2 separate regions of the Homo sapiens genome follow, and region 1 is linked to region 2. Evidence: read pairs that join two places in POLR2A ChIA-PET (ENCODE). Cell type or tissue: HCT116. All regions are shown on one strand. Links, peaks and the distances in the headings refer to the core of each region. The heading gives the core; the rest is flanking DNA. Region 1 has its middle 42 kb from the start of LINC01629. Region 2 overlaps IRF2BPL (interferon regulatory factor 2 binding protein like).

Region 1 (2,905 bases), core at 275-2,774, 110 kb after region 2:
ATGTGTCCAAATGTGTGTGCACATGGAAGACCAGAACATGCTTCCTGTTCCCATCACCTCCGAGCGCACGTGTATGGACCAGTACACTCCCTACTCCACCCAAAAAGGGGCTGAGACACGCCAGGCTTTCCTGGCAGTAGGGGAAGCTGCCACTGTACGGGCCGCTCTCATCTGAAGGAGTTTCAGGTTGCCTTGAAACATTCTTGGCCTCTGTCCCTCCTGCCTTCTCTGGGTTTTTGGTTTGCTTCATTCTGCTGTAATGATCTAATCTTCCCTTCTCCCCAGGCCTGCCAGGTTTTTGATGTCTGGTGTTTCAGGCACTCAACTGGGAGCTGCTTGAGATCAGGCTGCCTGGCTTGGAAATGACTTGCCAAAGAGGCTCCAGGGAGTCTCAGTGCCTCTGTATCCCCCCCTCCCGCCAGGGGAGGGAGGGGACCAGCAATAGCATTCATGGAGGGGAAGTGCTGGGCCTTTCTCTGGGCTCTGCTGTTGAATGACGTGGGGGATGTTTGTTCCTCCTCTGTGCCCAGCTGAGCCTTGGCTGGGGTGAGGGTGAGGGTGCTCGGTGCTTAGCCTGCAGCCCTGGATGCCCGGCCTCCGGGGCCTTGTAGCCAGAGCTGTGTGTGACCTTGGTCACATTGGGCTCTTATTGCCTTGGTTTCCCCACCTGCTGGGCTGAAATTGGACTCCTTGCCGAGTCTTCCAGGGTTTTAATATGACAGGGCTTGGCAGGCACTTGGGCACCAGGCAAGGTTGTTTGTCACGGGTTCTTGAAGGGGTGGAGGGACAGGCAGGCCCCGTGCCAGCATGGAGCCAACACTCTTCTCTCACTAGCTCTGCTAGGCTCAGGCTCAAGTGTGGCTTCTTTAAATGGACCAACCCTGGGGGCCAGATCCCAGGAGCGCTCTCTGCTGTGATTCTGCAACTGTTGCTAGGAAAGGCTCTATACCTGGCCTCATGGGATGAGCTGTGGCCAGCCTGAATTCAGTGGGGTTGGCAAAGCTCACAGCTGCCACAAGAAAAATATCCCTCTGTGCTCAGGTCCTCATCCTAAATGAGGACAAGGCTGGCTTCAGAATTCCCGCTGCTTTTAACAGGCAATGATATGGGTGGGAACAGGGGTTGGGGGTTGGGAGGTAGAGTGGAAATTAAGAGAGTAAAGCAAATGACAAAAATAAAAGTAAGTGGCACAAAAAAATAGCTCTTTGTGGGAATGTCAGCAGCCTAATGCAAGCTCCCCAAGGCAGGAACGCTCTACTGGATGCATTATTTTGGATAGCACCACAAGAGTCTGGCAAATCGTAAACAGTCTCAAGGCGGGAGAGAACACAGCACTGTGTCCCACGGACACCAGCCTCACCACTCACGACGCATCAGCCTCTTGCCCAAGGCTCCCAGCCCACCCATGCCCCTTGCTCCAGCCTCAGGACAAAGCAGGACACCAAGCAATTTGCCCGCAGTCCTTGTTTTCACCAGGAGGTGGCAAGAACTTCCATATGAACTGCCTGCTGGTCAGGTTTGGGAATTACAAAGTCAGTCAGTAACCACAAAGCCTGTGAGATGGGAATCTCCAAAGGATGGGCTCTGGGCCCTAGCAGAGGTCTCTGAGCTGAAGTGGGCTTGCTGGGATCCACTGGTGAGGATGCAAGCAGAGAATGATCATAAGGACACATCTTTGTTGAGCTTTTAGTGCGTGCCAGGCACCTTGCTAAGTTGTTGCATGTATCCATCCATTGGATTCTTACAACCACCCTCTGAAGGAGGAAGTACCATGACCTGTATTTTCCACGTGGGAAAACTGAGGTGCAGCGATGTTAAGAAGGAGCTGGTCAGTAGAAATTTGTCTCCAGGCTGGGCGTGGTGGCTCATGCCTGTAATCCTAGCACTTTGGGAGGCCGAGGCGGGGGGATCACGAGGTCAGGAGTTTGAGACCAGCCTGGCCAATACAGTGGAACCCTGTCTCTACTAAAAATACAAAAAATTAGCTGGGCGTGGTGGCAGGTGCCTGTAATCCCAGCTGCTTGGGAGGCTGAGGCAGGAGAATCGCTTGAAGCCGGGAGGCGGAGGTTGCAGTGAGTTGAGATTGCACCACTGCACACCAGCTCGGGCGACAGTGCGAGACTCCATCTCAAAAAAAAAAAAAAGAAAAAGAAAAAGAAATTTGTCTCCAGAGCCTAACCCTTAGACACTTCCCATCATTGCTCCCTGATGATCATCATGCACGCAGTCATGGCACCAGGTGCCACCATCTTCTCCAGCGCTGCCACAGGCGGAGGAGAAACCTAAGTTCCCGTGCCGATATTCCATTTCCACGGCGCTTCTGCCTGTGACCTCTGGGAACTCACATATCAGCCAAGACAAGCCTCGTGGCAAATTTTATTAAGGTGTTCTCTCACTGAGTGACCAGAGCATGTGATTCAACCCCTTGGACCTTATCTTCTCCCTTTCTGTACAATAAGAGGCCTGTGGGGCCCCTCAGTTCCTTTGCTTTTCTGACATGCAACAATCTTAAGAAACAGCTTTCTTCAGTTCCTTTCCTTTTCTGACATGCAACACTCCTAAGAAACGGCTCTCTTCCAGGACTCCCAAGCACATTAAAGATGCAACCGATTTGCCTGGTCACAAGCACATGTGCACACACGTGAGATTCTGCGCCTATGGGTGCAAAATCCTGAACAGAGTCACACAGATGCACTATGGAACTGGGCAGGGCTTCCAACAGACTTGCATTTTTATTGTTTTTGTTTTTTTTTTTCTTTTGAGACGGAGTCTCCCTCTGTTGCCCAGGCTGGAGTGCAGTGGCACGATCTTGGCTCACTGCAAGCTCCACCTCCTGTGTTCACGCCATTCTCCTGCCTCAGCGTCCCAAGTAGCTGGGATTACAGGTGCCCGCCACCGCGTCCTG
Region 2 (2,905 bases), core at 127-2,626:
TAGAGCGAAATGCTAGACATGGAGAATCTGCTCTGTTTGTCCTTTATACATTTCTGTAGTTAACAGAACACTGTAATGTGCCTTGGAGCTTAGTAACTTGTAATAAATTCAATTGATATTAACTGCGCTGAGTCAGCAATTTTGTCTTTCTAGGGCTAAGGCCATGCAACTCCGACGTAGGCGACACCCTCCCTACCTCCAGTATAGAACGAAAATCCTAGTGCTTTTGAAAGCCCTGGGAGCTGGCCTGTGGGAAAGGCCCTGTGCTGCCTTGCTGCCCCTCCCCCTCGGTACCAGGCTATTTAAATTCACCTCTTGGGGAGGCGACAGTTGCTGACTAAGCGATTTCGGTTTACTCTTCAGCATCTCTATTTTCCCCCGGATGCGGGCCCAGCTGCAAATGGCATTGTCAAGAATGCTTTCTGGTGCCTCGCCCTGTGGCGGTGAACATAGGCTGACACCCAGTGCAGCTGGTGACTTGACAAGTGGGCGAAAAAGTCTAGGAGAAAAGCTAGGATGCTTTGCTTCTTAGATATGACAGACATCAGTCTGCATATTTAAAACAAAACTGCCACAGAGCTGGGAGCAAATGCATACACTCAGCCTTGGAGAGTCCGCAGTAGCTTCAGGCTGGTTCCTTGGAAAACCAGTTTTCACCTCATTCATTACAAGTTTTCTTTCTTGTATTTTAAATAATTATTTTTAAAGGCAGAAATAATTCTAAAGACTTAGTTGATTAGAGAGGGTTTCTGAGGATGAGGAAGAGGGGGGGAAACCCCAAACTTAGTTCCTGAAGCAAAGGTTTACTTCCAACATCAAATAAAAATCCATTCCTGCTGGTGAAGCAATGCAATTATTCATCTAATCAGCTTTTGGCGGCGTTTGTGAGGTGCAGAGAGGCGGGGAAGCGGAGAGAAGACTACTGCCCTTTAGAGCAGAGCCCCTGCTCGTGGGCTGAGAGCAGCCTGGAGTCCTCCCAGTGGTAGGGGAAGGCAAACAAACCTGATCTGAACCTTGTACTTTCCTGGGAGGCAAATAGAAGAGCAGAAAACAGGAGGGAGGAAGCAAAACAAAACCCGGCAATCCAGTCAAATTGATTCCTGGCCACATCTCATTCCTGGGCGGGGCGAGCTGGGCCCTGTTGGTCCCCTCCAAGGCTGAAGGACTATTAAGAAACTTGGATCCCCCACTCCACTCCCATCAAAGGAGTGGGAAGACTGGGAGGTGGGGATGGGTACAGGCACGTTTGGGGAGAAACAAATCACTGGTTCGCCCAGAACTCTGGTGTGGAGGCCGGGCTGGTGTCGGAACTTGTTAATAACACCCTTTTAGTTTCTTTTCCTGCTTTGCCACTGCCATCACTGAAGTGGTGGAAACCAGGACTCTGTGTGCACGCGCACTCGCGTGTGTGTGTGTGGGTGTGGATAAGTGGCAATATTGATGGATCTGCTGCAGCCTCTTAATCCTGGTACATGGGAGGTGCCTGCCTCACCTCTAAGAATCTCCCCACATATAAATAGATATTCATGTCAGCTTCCTGCAAATGTGTCCTTGCATTTTCATCTGCTGCCAAGTGTTGTATTGGTGCTTATGAGTCATGAAACCTATTTTCATCCGCAGGGGTAATTAACTTGGGGGTGATAATGCATAGCAGACTGTAGGAAGAGTTAATTCCAAAACCCATCCTCGCCTGGCTACCAATCACACATTGCACTTAAAGGTCTGGGTTGGCTTTTTGTGTAAGTTCATTAATAAAAACCAAGCATGTTTTGCCTGGAAGATCCTCTAAGATGCTCCCAACTCCCGCTCCCAAGGCACATACTCTTAAAATTGGTAAAGCTCAACAGCCTGAGAATACAGTGTCACGGGTATAATTTAACTATCATTGAAGGAAGGAGCGGTGGGTGCAGCCACCCCTCCTCCGGCATTGCACAGTGCATGTGAATTTAGACATGTGGATCACCTGTCTGGGCGTGGACCTTATGAGTTGTGTCTGGTGGCTCCAGCTGGGAGTTGTCCCTGTTACCGGTTTCTGTGCACAGCTGCTCCTGCCGGCCTGCAACTGTCTCTTCATCACTATGGTATTATGCTCAGGAACTTTTAGGATTGTAAGACCCTTGATTACTAGTGCACATAGGTAGGAAAGGAGGGCCTGTCTTTAAGCACTGAGAACAGCATCGTTTCTTTCCTTCTTGTTGCTGGGTGCTATTATGAACAGTAGAAGCAGCAGCTGTAATAATGAGGCATCCAGCCATGGAGGCCAGTTTGGTTTCACTAAGGAAACCTGACTAGAGACGTTGGGGAGAGGAGGGAGGGAGTGGGAGGGAGAGAGCAGGTTGGGGTGGAACCCAGGCTAGAAGTGAATTATGATAGTGCAGTTAATTAAAGTTTATCATAGCCGGGGACCACTTGTTAAATGGAGGCTTTTTTTTTTTTTTAAACCATGTGAACTTTTCCTTTCCTGGGACCCATTCAGCTGCTAGTTTGGTTGCCTTAACCAGCCTTTCTCTGATCCCTCAGCTGGATTCTCCTTTCCCTGAAGCTTTCCACATTGGACGCCTAGGAAGCACTTTTCCTCTCTGGCGTGTAAGGATTCTTGTGGGTTTCTGAGATTCAGCCCAGGCCTCTGGATGAGCCGAGGCTCCATTCATCTCCATTTTACCTCCATTTCTTCTGACCCTCGTTTCCTATCCTTCTCACTCCCTTTCCCCTCAGAGCCAAAGTGGCCAACATTTAAAAATTCATATTTATCTTTGTGCATCATTTGTGCAGCAAATCCAAACGACATGTTTAAGTGGGCAGAGTGGTGGGGCAATGAGGACTCAATTCAACAGCTTTGAGAGAATAGGCCAATGGGAGTAATTTCTTGACCTTGATCTCTGAAGGCAGCACCATAGTCCACCAT

What was found. Peaks named below come from ENCODE experiments on the same cell type or tissue, not always from the same donor. Only the 100,000 strongest peaks of a DNase experiment are listed, where the experiment ranks them.
Region 1: POLR2A ChIA-PET joins it to region 2 with 14 read pairs; 27 of 35 experiments call an interaction of 5 or more read pairs at or near these places.

Annotation. Positions count from the first base shown.
Region 1 is chr14:76,915,888-76,918,792 of GRCh38, reverse strand. No RefSeq gene overlaps it. Among named protein-coding and RNA genes, the nearest start is that of LINC01629, 42 kb to the left of the region's middle. RefSeq lists enhancers at 199-258, 1-495 and a silencer at 1,313-1,607. In HCT116, for the core only: a CTCF peak has its summit at 1,477 (motif pointing right); a DNase peak (open chromatin) is centred at 1,492; H3K4me3 peaks cover 230 bases; H3K27ac peaks cover 1,712 bases.
Region 2 is chr14:77,021,760-77,024,664 of GRCh38, reverse strand. It overlaps IRF2BPL (interferon regulatory factor 2 binding protein like), which reads left to right. Exons shown (of 1, transcript NM_024496.4): 1 at 1-122. Among named protein-coding and RNA genes, the nearest start is that of IRF2BPL, 5.5 kb to the left of the region's middle. RefSeq lists a silencer at 393-618 and an enhancer at 825-1,119. In HCT116, for the core only: a CTCF peak has its summit at 950; no DNase peak of the experiment used is centred there; H3K4me3 peaks cover 1,544 bases; H3K27ac peaks cover 2,500 bases.